2 separate regions of the Homo sapiens genome follow, and region 1 is linked to region 2. A link is an interaction called in ENCODE POLR2A ChIA-PET data of the cell type or tissue named here. Cell type or tissue: PC-3. All regions are shown on one strand. Each heading gives the region's core, and the rest is flanking DNA. Links, peaks and the distances in the headings are about the cores only.

The links. ChIA-PET counts read pairs that join two places held together with the same protein. Peaks named below come from ENCODE experiments on the same cell type or tissue, not always from the same donor. Only the 100,000 strongest peaks of a DNase experiment are listed, where the experiment ranks them.
Region 1: POLR2A ChIA-PET joins it to region 2 with 5 read pairs; 2 of 35 experiments call an interaction of 5 or more read pairs at or near these places.

What each region holds. Positions count from the first base shown.
Region 1 is chr14:66,970,683-66,978,482 of GRCh38, forward strand. The region is part of intron 9 of GPHN (gephyrin); the gene reads left to right. Among named protein-coding and RNA genes, the nearest start is that of GARIN2, 210 kb to the right of the region's middle. In PC-3, for the core only: no CTCF peak of the experiment used is centred there; a DNase peak (open chromatin) is centred at 4,129.
Region 2 is chr14:66,750,614-66,758,413 of GRCh38, forward strand. All of the region lies in intron 2 of GPHN (gephyrin), which reads left to right. It overlaps LOC124903332 (a long non-coding RNA gene), which reads left to right. Exons shown (of 2, transcript XR_007064219.1): 2 at 1-4,421. Among named protein-coding and RNA genes, the nearest start is that of GPHN, 250 kb to the left of the region's middle. In PC-3, for the core only: no CTCF peak of the experiment used is centred there; no DNase peak of the experiment used is centred there.

The sequences.
Region 1 (7,800 bases), core at 2,272-6,271, 220 kb after region 2:
TAGACATCAAGCTTCTTTGCTTTTGCTGAAATTATATCAACATTGGTATGACAATATGTTCAGCTATTAATGACATTATAGAAATAGATTCTACACATACCGTCAACACACAACAAAAAGGTTGGAAACCAGTGAATTAGTGAGATCAAAAATACATTCTCTGAACAAAAATATGTTTTCTTTTGTGAACATTTACCTCATCTGGGGGGTGTTGAGCAATAATATTCTCTGCATTATTGGTTAGATCCAGCATTTCTCAAACATACTGGTCTCCAGACCCCTTCATGCTTTTAACAATTATTAAGGACCCCAAATTACTTCTGTTTATGTGGGTTATATCTAACAATATTTGTTGTACTAGGAATTCTGAGGGCCAGGCATGGTGGCTGTAATCCCATCACTTTGGGAGGCCAAGGCAGGTGGATCATCTGAGGTAGGGAGTTCAAGACCAGCCTGACCAATGTGGAAAAACCCTGTCTCTACCAAAAATACAGAATTAGCCAGGCGCGTTGGCACATGCCTGTAATCCCAGGTACTCAGGAGGCTGAGGCAGGAGATTCGCTTGAACACGGGAGGCGGAGATTGCTGTGAGCCAAGATCATGCCATTACACTCCAGCCTGGGCAACGAGAACGAAACTCCATCTAGCTAGAAATAAAAATAGTAAAGCCTTTACATGTTAACATAAACAACATATTTTATGAAAAAATAAGTATATTTTCCACAACCAAAGAAAATCTGAAAATAATGGCATTGTTTTACATTTTTTCAAATATATGTTAATATCTCGCTTAATAGAAAATAGCTGGATTCTCACATTTGCTTCTGTATTAAGTCTTGTAATATGTTGTTCTGATTGAAGAATAAACAAATTGAGCCTCATATAGATATATAGTTAGAAAAGGAAGGACTATATTGTTCACATTTTTTTATAATTGTGGATGTTCTTTGATACCATACCAAAAATTTACAATTTTTAGTTTAGTAAAGGTTAGTTGAAATGTTGAATCTAAAACCCTGGCTAGGACCATTCCATACTCACACCTTAAAATCCATTGGTCTGTCTTGCACTTCAAATGGATCTTTTACCCAGGCATGATTTTGGAACACATATATTGGTCATTTGGAAAATATAAATTCTTCCAAAAGTTGACATATTTTGTTATATTATATCAAAAAGTCACCTTCATTAATATAATCACCAAGCTCATCTAAAAAGTCTGGAATGTACTGGAAGCTCTTAAGCTCATAGTGGCACATAGACATTTTCTAAGTTCTAATTTATGCTTTGAAGCTAGAAATTGGGCTGGGCGTGGTGGCTCACATCTGTAATCGTAGCACTTTGGGAGGCTGAGGCAGGCGGGTCACTTGAGGTCAGGAGTTCGAGACCAGCCTGGCCAACATGGTAAAACCCTGTCTGTACTGAAAACACAAAAATTAGCCAGGTGTGGTGGTACATGCCTGTAGTCCCAGCTGCTTGGGAGGCTGAGGCAGGAGAATCACTTGAACCCAAGAGGTGGAGGCTGCAGTGAGCCGAGATTGCACCATTGCACTCCAGCCGGGGCAAAAGAGCAAGAGTCTGTCTCAAAAAAAAAAAAAAAAAGAAAGAAAAAAAAGAAAAAAGCTAGAAATAGTATTACTGGCAAAAAAGCAACAAATAGTTTTTTCTTAAATTGACAGACTTTGTTTATTTTTGAGAAAATGTATACCAAACATCTAAGTCTGAATAATAATAATTTATTAGTTATTTCATTCTTTCAAGTAAAAATGGTATTCTGTATTAAAAACTAGCTATTCAGCTTACAACTCAAACAATTGCATAAATAAGTGATTTTCCTTGAGACAACCACCATCCTTTGGTATGCAGAAGTATTTTGTTCATACGCCCCATTTTGTCACATTCAAGGCTCAAGTTTTAATTAATTTAATTTTCCCATTTTGTCACATTCAAGGGCCAAGTTTTAATTAATTTTAATTAATTAAATTTAATTTAACTAATATTAAATAGTAAATTTAATGTGTATTAATATTGTCATATAATATTGTAATTACTCATGTAAATGTAAATATTACATTGAGGATATAGTAAATATTAAATTTACTATGTCATTGAGGACAGTATTTCAAACTAGCTTTTTTAAAAAGAAAAACAGAAGATGGCAGTGAATAGAACAGTGATTGTTCATACTACTTGGATCTACTGCCTTAATTTATACTAGGATGTCAATCCACCATTGATTTTGTACCATCAGTGCAAATGTCAACGTAGCCAAAAAGGCAAATAATGTCTGAGTACTATTACTAAAATAATTTTGACTTTGTCAAGCCCTGAAAGGGTCTCCAGGACCCTCATGGGTTTGTGGATCAACTTAAAGAACCATTGATAAAATCAAATGAGCAAACTGGCTTATGTTTCTTGAAAATATTCTGGATGAAAATGATGGCTATTGAATCCTTTATATATATATTTTTTTTCCATAGAAGCAGTATTATAGTGGTATACTCAGTCCAAGAGATCTGATCCAATGACTACCGGTACCATGGTTAAGCATTATAAATAGTTTACCTGTCCTCTGTGATCCAGGTTAATCCTAGGGCAGGGAACACCTACACCTCTCTGATTCCAATGACAGACTTCATTAAATTTTTGAAGATATAAGACCAGAAGTTATAATTCCCAGCTAACTCCATTCATTTTCAATGTGGTATTACTTCTGCACTTGGATAATAACTAATTTTCCCCAGGATATTCTGTCTACTAATAGATAACATACAAAGCCCTCTTTTAAGAAATAGGCCAGACGTGGTGGCTCACACCTGTAATTCCAGCACTTTGGAACGCCAAGGCGGGTGGATCACCTGATGTCAGGATTTAAGACCAGCTTGGTCAACATGCTGAAACCCTGTCTCTACTAAAAATACAAAAATTTAGCTGGGCGTGGTGGTGGGCGCCTGTAATCCCAGCTACTCGGGAGGCTGAGGCAGGAGAATCGCTTGAACCCGAGAGGCGGAGGTTGCAGTGAGCTGAGCTCACGCCACTGCCGTCTAGACTGGTGACAGAGCAAGACTCTGTCTCAAAAAACAAAAAAAGAAAAGAAAAAAAGAAATAACCTGGTTGTTGGCAGATAATTCTATTGAGTATATAACTGGGGATAGCTCATTTTTGAAATCAGTTTAGAACATTTAAAATGTGGGAAATTCAAATAAAAATGCAAATTTTCACTGTTTTCTAAAAAGTCAGATCAACATTGCTGGCCCACCACTGATATAATACTCTATATCAATACTCAGCTAATATTCTTTAGACCCTCCAGACTATTTTACTCACTTACATTAAATGCCTGACTCCTATGGACATTTAAGTAACTGATTTCTGCCCTAATTCTCTGTTATCTAATTTCTCCTCCCTTATAACATGTTTGTTTGGGGATTTATTCTCATTTGTTAGCGAAGCAGAATTTTGAGACTTCAAATAAAAGACAATTCCTTTACACCCTTTTCTAATGAGAAAGGCACTACCTAGTATGGGAAAGAATTTAATATTTTGATGAAACTAAAATTACACAATAAAGCATTTTAACTATTTTTGGTCTATAACTTATTTTCAATAGTTTTCCTCTGATGTTCTGCTGGGTATGTAGGATTTTACCTCGATTTTTCTTTTTTCGTTCATGCAAGTGTCCCCTTTGTTTTTCATTATAATTATCATTATAATGATAATTGAAAATGAAACTTCCCCATCTATTTCTAATTATTTAATGGTCACAGAGCTATGTTTATTACTGAAGCTAAATGTAACAACTATGAAATGTATAATTGCCACTCTGAAGTCTAAACTTGCAAATGAAATTTGATATCTGAGAAGATATAGCAAACCAAAAATTGCTAACTGTAGAATTAACATTTTATAGCTAAGACAGACTGTAAGTGGTATAGTTTCTGTATAGTTTCTTTTTTGTTTAAAAAAAATGTACTTACTCATTTGGAAAAAATTTTTAAAATTCACATAAAAAAGTTCTTATAAAATACCCTTCATAAATAACCACTGTTAAAATTTTGCTATGTATCATTCTCTTATGTTTTTCTATGCATTTAAATTCTTATCATACCAAGAAGGCAGTGATTAAGAGCTCAGTTTCTGGAGTCTGACAGGCCTGATGATGAATCACTTAATACATGTGTGGCTTTCAAAAAGTTACTTCACCTCTATAACCTTAATTATCTCATCTGTAAAATGAAAAATAATGATACTATTTGCTTCATAGGGTTGTCTTAAGAATTTAAGTTAAAAATGTATATAAATCACAGCACAATGATTAAAATATAAGTACTCATTAAACAGTAGCCATTATTATTAAATTGTCTATAGCTTTTAACCTATCTTGCTTACTTAGTAATATGAGCATCTTTCTATGTCATGAACATCTTTATATGTTGTAAATTACCTTCTACAATATTACTTGGATTTTTGATATTCTAATTGATAGATGTGACATAGTTTTTTCACCAACCCGTATTTTGGATATTTTTGTTGTGTCTTATTTTCTAGTTTTAAAAACAATGCTGTAGATAATCTTTCAGAAGTTAAAGGTTTTGGAGTCATCTCTTAATCAAACTCAGTAACTTCTGTTATTTCTACTTTTATTGAAAGTATATGCAGAACTTTTAGGTCTAAGATTTCTATATTTTACATTGACAGCAGGAATAGATCATTTTTATGTCTTCATGAGTTTAATGATATATTGGAAGAAGCAGTTTTTAGCATTTGCATTTGACTGATTTACTGGCAGACATTTAAAAACTATAAACCCAAAGTCGTCTGAAAAGCTAACAAGCTTGAGTGTGTAAAAATATTATACTGCGAGGCACAGCATATTGAGTACCAGCCCTAGGCTACCATATTATAACTTTATGAGGGCTGGGCACAGTGGCTCATGCCTATAATCCCAGCACTTTGGGAGGCCAAGGAGGGAGGATCACTGAAGCCCAGGAGTTCAGGACCAGCCTGGGCAACATAGTGAGACCCTGTCTCTACAAAAAAAAAAAAAATTTAATTAGCTGGGCATGGTGGTAAGTGCCTATAGTGCCAGCTACTCAGGAGAATCACTTGAACCCAGGCGGTTAAGGCTGCAGTGAGCTGTGATGATGCCACTGCACTCCCAGCCTGGGTGACAAAGCAAGGCTCTGTCTCAAAAAATAATAAATAAATAAAACTATGAGGACTAGTTGACCTCAGTTTCTGTTATTTGTAACACCAAGATATTAAATAACCTCTAAAGTCCCTTGTAGGCTTATAATTCTTTTCTTTTGAAATAGTTCCAGTATCAACTAAAAAATATTTTTAAGCCCTTCTCTCTCTGATATTTTATTAATCTCCAATTAATACAGAATAATTTACATGTGTTTATCTTTTGCATTCTGTTCTAGTACATAAAGTACTAGAGACAGAGATTATTAACAGAAAATGTTCTAACTTCACTTAAGATCTTTTACATTTAGGTAAAGCTTGTCTCTGTTAAATGAAATATTGATTTCTCTCGATATCCACTCTAGTTTTGTTCAAGTTATGAGAAGATAGGGAAGTGAACTGTTGAAATACAAGAAATTGTGAAATTAAGAATACTAGCATTCAGTATAATTAAATAGCTTTGATTCATTTCAACTGTTTTTAATTGTTTGGGACATATTTTGTATAAAACAGCCCAACAAATATAAGTGGTCCGTCCTATCATTATTTCAGCAACAAAATTTGTTAGATATTGGCATGATTTAGAGCTATTTAATATCCCATTTTGACTTTAATATAGAGTACATCCCATAGTAAACTATCCTCTGGATCTTCATATCTTACAAGGATACATATTCTAAAATTAGGTATTTTCTGGCCCAAAATTTCAGGATTATCTCCCTACTCATTCTACTTTTGTTAAAGAGAAAACACAGAGTAATTCAGAAATTCATTGAATATTTCAGTGAATATTTTTAAATGCATATTATATGTCAAATACTGTATTAGCTATTGGGGATACAGCAATGAATAGACATTTTAACCCTGTTCTTAAGGAGCTTATAGTGGTAATATGTGAAAATAAAATATTTACAAGAAATCTACCATATACAGGGTTGACAACCTCAAAGAGCTCTTCTAATCCAGTAGGAAAAAGTAAAAAAAGGATGAGTAAAAGGTAAGCATAGTCATTTAATAAAATAAATACATGCAGCACAGAAATATGTGGGGGGGGGGGGAGTACACTCTCACTAGAAATCTACTAAAAATTTAAAACAACACAAATTTTGCAATCAAATTGATGACTATTTAAAAACTATAATCATCAGTACTGTAATGAGCAATGACATGAGTATTTCTTTTCAGACTAATAGGAATATAACCTTTCAAGCAATAAATTCGTATAACCTTTCATACACATGTGTTGTATACCTGTGTTCTCTACTTAAAAAGTATATACAGGCCGGGCGCGGTGGCTCATGCCTGTAATCCCAGTACTTTGGGAGGCCGAGGCGGATGGATCACGAGGCCAGGAGATCGAGACCATCCTGACTAACACGGAGAAACCCTGTCTCTGCTAAAAATACAAAAAATTAGCTGGGCATGGTGGTGGGCGCCTGTAGTCCCAGCTACTTGGAAGGCTGAGGCAGGAGAATCACTTGAACCCGGGAGGCGGAGGTTGCAGTGAGCCAAGATCGCGCCATTGCACTCCAGCCTGGGTGACAGAGCGAGACCCCATCTCAAAAAAAAAAAATTATGTTTTAATCAGTCATTTTGTCTCTAGAAATGTATCCAAAATAAATTATTAAAGAGGCCATCTCAAACTATGTACAGGAATTTTTATCACAGCATTATTTATATTTGTGAAAAATTAGAAATAATTTTAATGTGTATGGAAAATAACTTGTATTAATAGTACACACATATATAAGTTATTCTATAACCTTAAAAATCATCTCATTAAGAATATTTAATGACATGAGAAAATGCTGAAACTACAATGTATAGTTTAAAAATTAGTAAACAATACTGTGTAGGAATAGAATAGCAAATTATTTCACAATATACATTATTTTTAAAACCAGGAAAATATACATATCTGTTTGGTTTTTGTTTGTGTATTTTTTAGATAGGATCTGGTAATTACACGGATGTCCTTTGGCCTATTTTTCAGATTTGTAGCCAAACTTAATAAAGCCAACTAGAGTTATTTATACCTATATTTACAGGCATACCTTGGAGATATTGTAGGTTCAGTTGCAGACCACTGCAATAAAGCAAAAATTGCAATAAAGTGAGTCACACAAATTTTTCGGTATCCCAGTACCTGTAAAAATTATGTTTATACTCTCCTGTAGTCTATTAAGTGTGAAAAGGATTATGTCTAAAAAAACACACTGTGCATACCTTAATTAAAAAATACGTTAGTCCTAAACCGTTATTACAATCATCTGAGCCATCAGCAGGTCATAATCTTTTTGCTGGTAGAGGGTCTTGCCTCAATGCTGATGGCTGCTGACTGATCAGGGTAGTGGCTGCTGAAGGCTGGTGTGGCTGTGGCAATTTCTTAAAATCAGACAAGTTTGCCAGATCGATTGACCCTTCCTTTCACAAGAGATTTTGCTGTAGAATGCAATGTTGTTTGAATGCATTTTTTCTACAGTGAAACTTCCTTCAAAATTGGAGTCAATCCTCTCAAACCCTGCTGCTGCTTAATCAAGTTTATTTATGTAAAATCATTTGTTGTAATTCCAACAAAGTTCACAGCATCTTTACCAGGAGTAGATTTCATCT
Region 2 (7,800 bases), core at 2,132-6,131:
TTTAATTTTTTGGTAGCAGGAAAAAGGTAAATTAAAGCTTACCAATGTTTTGTAAAATTCTAAGTATCACTGGCCCTCTTGTATTTTATCAATGCTGAAAATGTGATGCTTGAATCCAAAAACAAATGAAATCAAGGTTTGATTAAACCGGTTCTAAGACTTCATTACTTTGCTACTTCTGACTTACTGCCACATATTACTATTACTCCTAATTGTACTAGGTTGCTTTGGTTTGGATTCCAGCAAACGAGGTAAGTTGGCACAAGTGACCTAAAAATAAAGTTTTTGTACTGCTGGGATATCATTTGGCTGGTTTTCTAATTTTGTTGGGCTTGGATCAGAATTAATTATGTGTTATTTTCATATCAATGTCAAGTCTGTATTTATAGCATTCTTTTTTTTTAGAAGTCACAGAATTTTTAAAAGTAGCAGAAAAACAATAAATGATATTGAAAAAATTTTAGTACTTACATTTTCGTCATGATCTTCTAAAGCCTCCTAAAAGAAACATTGCTCTTGTGAATGGTGCTGCAGTGAACCTACACATTCACGTGTCTTTATAATAGAATGATTTATATTACTTTGGATATATACCCAATAATGGGATTGCTGGGTTGAATGGTATTTCTGTCTCCACGTCTTTGTGGAATCACCACACTGTCTTTCAGAATGGTTGAACCAATTATATTCCCACTAACAGTCTATAAGCATTCTGTTTTCTCTGCAACCTCACCAGCATCTGTTATTTTTGGACTTTTTAATAGCCATTCTGATGGCTATGAGATGATATTTCATTGTGGTTTTTATTTGCATTTCTCCAATGATCAGTGATGTTGAGCTTTTGTTTATATGCTTGTTGGCTGCATGTATGTCTTCTTTTGAGAAGTGTCTGTTCATGTCGTTTGCCCACTTATTAATGGGGTTGTTTGGATTTTTCTTTTAAATTTGTTTAAGTTCCTTATAGATGCTGGATACTAGACTTTTGTCAGATGCATAGTTTGCAAAAATTTTCTCCCGTTCTGTAGGTTGTCTGTTTATTCTGTTGATAGTTTCTTTTGCTGTGCAGAAACTCTCCATTTGTAGAGCCCTGCAGGATAGATTTAGCATAATTCTTGAAGACCCTAGTATTTTCAGAATGGTCAATGAGCATTGGCTTCAACTTAAAGTCACTAGCTGCACTAGTCCCTACCAAGAGAGTCAACCTGTCCTGTGAAGCTTTGAAGCCAGGCATTGACTTTTCCTCTCTCTATGTGAAAGTCCTAGATGGTATCTTCTTCCAGTATTTAAGGTTGTCTTATCTACATTGAAATTCTGTTATATAGAATAGCCACCTTCATCAATGATCTTAGCTAGATCTTCTGGATAACTTACTGCAGCTTCTACACTAGCACTTGCTGCTTTACCTCGTATGTTTTTGTTACAGATATAGCTTCTTAAACCTCATGAAGCAACTTCTGCTAGCTTCCAACTTTTCTTCTGCAGTTTCCTCACCTCTCTCAGCCTTCATAGAATCGAAGAGAATTAGGGCCTTGTTCTGAATTAGGCTTTGGCTTAAGGAAATGTTGTGGCTTCTATCAAGACCACTCAGACTTTCTCCATATTAGCAATAAGGCTTTCTCTCTCTTGTCATTTGTGTATTCACTGGAGTAGCACTTTTAATTTTTTTCAAAAACTTTCCCTTTGTATGCACTACTTGGCTTTTTGCCATAAGAGAAGGTTATCTCAGCTTTTGACATGCTTTCTTCTCTAGCTTATTCATTTCTAGCTTTTGATTTAAAGTGAGAGATATGTGACTCTTCCTTTCACTTGAATAGAAACCACTGTAGGGTTATTAATTGGCCTAACGATGTTGTTTCTCAAGGAATAAGGAGACCCAAGAAGAGGGAGAGAGACAGGAAAATGGCCAGCTGGTCGAGCAGTCAGAACACACACATTTACTGATTAAGTCCCCTGTCTTATATGGGCTCAATTGATGTTGACTCCAAACAATTACAAGAGTAATATCAAAGGTTAATTATTACAGTTTACAATAGCAGACATGATATTAATGAAAAAGTTTTAAATACTACGAGAATTACTAAAACGTGACACAGACGTGAAGTGAGCACATGCACTTGGAAAAATGGCCCCAGCAGACTTCCTTGACATGGGTTGCCAGAAACCTTCAGGTTGTGAAAAGCACAATAAAGCGAAGCACAATAAAAAAATGTGTTTCTTAAACAACAAGACTATAATGGACAAGAAAGAGCTGAGACTAGAGACAGGAGACCAACATGTTAATCTTAAGTCAGGAATCCTAAAGTGAAGCAATAGGAGTGGTTAAAAAAAAAAAAAAAAGAGAAGAGAGATTGATTTAATAAATAATTGTAATATAGAATTAGTAGCATTGAATCCTGATACACCCACAGAAAATATATACAAACGTGTTTAAATAATGAAAATTTATGGTAGATTCTGTTATTGGCCCTGATTTTCAACCATGTCCGTCAAAGCCCTTTGCCATATAATTTTTTAGGAACCCACTGTTGGGGGTGGAGTGGACTTCCTTGCCTTATGAATTTGTATTTGACCACTTAACTTGTTGTTACCAATGGATAGAGCCCCTGGGTATATACTTACTCTCTTGTACATCCACCATGCAATAAGAATATGTGTGACAGTATTTTGGTGTCAGGAGAAGGATGAGAGATACATGGGGGAGAGCTACTCCCAGGCCTGGACCAGATAATTCTTCAGTTAGCCATGTACTCATGAATGAACCCAGCTGAGCCCAGCCTGGAGCAGCCATTTTTTAAGCAGTGCACAGATTTAGGATAAATAATAAGTTATGATTGTTTTAAGCCCCTGAGTTTTAGGGTGGCAGTCATAGCTAACTGATATAAAGTTTCTATTCTGCCAAAAAAAAAAAATTTTAAAGAAAGTTATATTCTATTCTATTTTCACACATCAATTGATGTGAAAACAAAATATAATCTACTGATCCAACAGGAAAACTGCTTGCATTATTGGTTTTATTTATTAGACTGCCTTAATGCAGCAATCACGCAGCTAGAAAGGGAAAAATAAAACGAATATAATTTATAAAAATAGCTTTATTGAGATATACCTTATATATCATAAAATTTACTTATTTTAAGTGCACAATTCAGTGATTTTTAGTATACTTATTTTTGCCACTGTCACCACAATGTAATTTCAAACATTTCCATCATCCCAAAAGAAATCTCTGTGCCCATTACCAGTCACTTTTTTTCTCTCCCACCTCCAGCTTAAGACTATGTAACCACAAATCTACTTCCTATCACTATAGATTTGCCTATTCTAGACTTTTCATAGCAATAGAATTATACAACATATAGGGATTTTTGTGTTTAGCTTTTTTCACTGAGCATTTTTTAAGGTGCTTCTATATTGAAGCATGTTTTAGTAGTTCTTTTTTATTTCTGGATAGTAATCCATTATCTGAGTTTATCACATTTTGTTTATTTATTCATCAGTTAATGGATATTTGAGTTTTCCACTTTTTGTCTATTATCAATAATGGTATGAACATTCATTTACAAGTGTTTGTACAAACATTATGTTTTTATTTCTCTTAGATAAGTACTTAGTTGTAGTAGAATTTCTGGGTCATATGGTGACTCTGTCTTCAGCATTCTGAGAAACTTAAAGTTTTCCAAAGTGACTGTGCCATTTTACACTCCCACCAGAAATTTATGAGGGAAAACTGATAGTAATTTAATTATACTGAATATTCAATTTATACTACTAGTGACTTTCATATCATAATACAGAATGATAACTATATATAAAAGATAATAATCAGATAATCTGAAAATAATAAAACTGTGAAATGTACTTCTCTCTATAGTGAGTCATATGTGTAAGTTATGCAGCAGGTGAAGAAATGTGTAAGATAGGCCTTTTAAAACACAATCTTAAATCTTATTAAGGTTTTCTAGAGTAATATAAATAATGCGATAATAGAAATAAGATCTACTTATTTTCTACTATTCTGTAAAATTATTAAATAATTAAATTTTCTTTCTATAGTAATCTTGTTACACCAAGCTCACTTTGTACTATTGTGCCTATACAGAAATTACACTAATTTTTCCTCCATTAAAACATTAAAATAGCCTTTTGACTTTTATAGACTTCAGAGAAGTTGTCATTATATCTCAAGTGCTATGAATGTGAACTGTGGGAATGTGAACTTTACTAAGAATCAATTATATAGCCTAAGTTGGTGTTTTATATTTGTTTTTCCTGCACTGTTATGGAAACCTGTAAAATATGTTAACATTGAACTATTTGGTCTTATTTAGACAGTATTTTATCTTACAATGCTGTATGATGAAATCCTGCACTCAAATAAAACATTAATCAGCAGAACTTAAATAAAAATATATGACTGTTAATTTTGTAGTCTTCCTACTTGCTTAGAAATTAAATTTCTAATAAATCTTTGTCTCTGATTTTGTGCAAAACAATGCTATTGGCTGGTGACTTCACTGTCTAAGAATATGGATTTATAAAGGTATAGAGAGTATCGGTTATATAGAGGTATCAGGTAAAGTTCATGCAAGCCAAATATTTTTAAGCATTCAATGGTGTTTTCTTGTAGGAATTAAATGTATTTATTAGCTTGACTTTACTGACTATGTTTGCTTAATATTAATCTATTAGAGCATAACTGCATAACATGGGTTTTAAATGAAGCTTGCTGTTACTCTAAATTTATGTCACAAATGTGGCTCTGGGAAATTTTTCAAGTTTGTCTCAGTGCTTTAAGCCTTATAAAAATGAGCAAGTAACTCATAAATAATAGACAGTTCCTCAGAAGTCATTTAAAGTGCACTCCTTTTATTGGCAAAATTTCCATATGTTCTTTGGCTCTTTGAGATGTAGACTCTGTAGAGCTATTTAACTACCATTATTTTCTGGTGATTTTTTTCAGGTACCTTTCTTTATGATTTATGGTTCTGTAAAATCTTACCTCAGTGTGTAGCTAGAATTATTTAGTCACATATTTTTAAATAATTTTAAAATTTCGTAAAAATTCCTGTGACCCATGAACATCATCAACCAATGTTATGAGATAAAATACTTCCCTCCCCAAATTAGAATGCTTTTCTTTCATATATTTCAAGCGTGAGTCAGAATTGGAAAGGTACTAATTTAAATGCATTGTGCTTTCTCTAAAGTGGACAAAAGGAAAATAATAGTTAATAAGAGAGCTTTCTAGCATGGTACCAAATAAATATTTGGGCTGGTGAATGAGCAAGAGAAGTACAACAATCCACTTGTCCTGACTTTCAAGAGTTTTCTCCTTGCCAACTTATCACATTTGTAATTAATTAATATTTGTGCATTTATCTGCTTAATGTCTTCCTCTCTTTATTATAAGTTGTATAAACACAAAGATTGTCTATCTTATTCTCTCCTTTACCTCTAACCCCAGGATATTGTGGGGCACATGGTAGAAGTTGCTCAAAAAAGTTTTTGTTGAATATATTCATGAATTTGAATGTTTTGCCCTACAAATTAACTTTAAAAGTACTTATGGAGTACATGCCGATTTAATATACCTATAATAAATATGAATATTCATTGCATGTGTACATGTCAATATTTAACAGCTATCATTTATTTAATGCTTTTTTTCAACTTTACAAAGTGCCCTAACATATTTTTTTAAATGTTTGTTGCTCACAGTAATCCTGTGAGGCATATGATGATATTGCTGTCATTCCTCCATATCCACAGGTTTCTTATCTAAACCTGTGGTTGTGTAGGCAGGGGCACAACTGTGCTTTGCATCCACAGATGTGGAGGGCCAACAGAACTCGAGCATCCTCTGCATTTTGTATCCACGGTGGTCCTGGAACCAATCCTCCATGGATATGGAGAGTCAACTGCATTTCCATTTTATAGGCAAGCAATATGGAGTTTAGATTAAAAAAAATTGTTTGCTCCAAGAACACATAAGTTTTTAAGTGATCAATCCTGGACTTGAATCATTTGTTTTTACTGTCTTTTGGATGGCAACATTAACTTTGTACCATATACCTAGTTCTTCATTAATTAAGAGATGGTTACAAAATTAAGATACATATAATTGTCATAAGATCCTCAAATAAATAAATGCTTTCAGTTATTTTACATGTGCTGAGAATAGTAGTCACCTTTGATAATGAGAATGAAGTATAATAAATCTAGGTTATGATGTTTATTTAAGTCTGAATCATGTAAAACAGAACAGGCATACTTCTAAACTAATTCTGTTAGACAGAAATAGAAATCCCTGACAATTAATGAAGTAGCACATAGTGGTCTTTGAATTACCTGAATTAGTTATTTTCTTACATATGCCACAGATACTTGAGTTCAGCTCATTAAATTTTCTATTATTTCATTAAAACCAATGCAGTTAGCGGTAATAGGGGAGTGAAAGGAGAAGGAAATTGTGTAGAGCAAGATACTTTATTTGAGAGTGGTTATGTATGAGGTGGAGGTGGGGAATCCAGGAAAACCATGGAGTTATGAAAAAATTAAAACTCATTGGTATATTTTATTTGAACTAAAGTTGATACAATCTCCAAGAACTAGAAGTATTTATTACATAAAATCATCTTTTTCAAAAGTATATGTAAACCTTAATTGCTGTCAGAAAAATATGCACAATAGTGTGTATACTTGCATTAAAAAGGGATATATATATATATACACGCACACACACACACACAAATATAAATGGGAGATATAAGTGCAATTGCATTTATTGATTGATTGAGACCAATTCTCACTCTGTCACCCAGGCTGGAGTGCTGTGGCACTATCTCAGCTCAGTGCAGCCTCCACCTCCTGGGTTCAAGCGATTCTCCTGCCTTAGCCTCCCGAGTAGCTGGGATAACAAGCGCGTACCACCCTGTCCAGCTAACTTTTGTATTTTTAGTAGAGACAGGGTTTCACCATGTTGGCCAGGCTGGTCTCAAACTCCTGGCCTCAAGTAATCTGCCCACCTCAGCCTCCCAAAGTGTTGGGATTACAGGCGTGAGCCACCACACCTGGCTGCAATTGCTTTTATATGCATAGAGGGACACATAAAAATCTGGTTGGCAGGGTAGGGAGGAAAACTTTTTACTGTATGCACTTCCCTAACATTATAGTTATTTTTACCATGTGAATGTGTTGTGGTCTTTCTGCTCCTTAATTCAGCTAGGTCCAAGTCTTTTTCTCACAACCAGGAAGAATTAGGCAGGCATGTGGACACTGTACAGTGAGTGGAATAGAATTTATTAAGTGAAAGGAAAAATTCTCAGCCAAGAGGGGATGTGGTGGGGAGGGGTGTTTCCCCCACCCAAAGGTGGGAAAATTCCCCGTGTAGCTGGTCCTGGGCCTTTTATGGACTTAGAATGGGGAGTATGTGCTGATTGGTTTGTGATTATGCAAAAAAGGTTAAAGTGAAGACACCACTCAAAGGTGGGCACGACAGTGTAGAAAACCAATTAGGAAAGGGTAGGTATATATAAAGTAGGTGAAGGTGGGGATCAGTCAGAGGAAAGGCTGCCACACAGGAAGACAAGTTATCGATCCAGTCCAAAGGTTAAACTTGTAGCTTGGCTTTCAGGCTTTAAACTGTCTTTGGCTTGAAAGTGGGATTTCACAGGGGACCCACCCCCTATCTGCCTAGGCATTTGGCTGCCTCCTATCACTCTAATTTTCCCCCTCTGAAAAGGTACCTCTAACTGCCATTAGAATAGGAATGAAGACGATCTTAACTGCTTTCTGCTGATA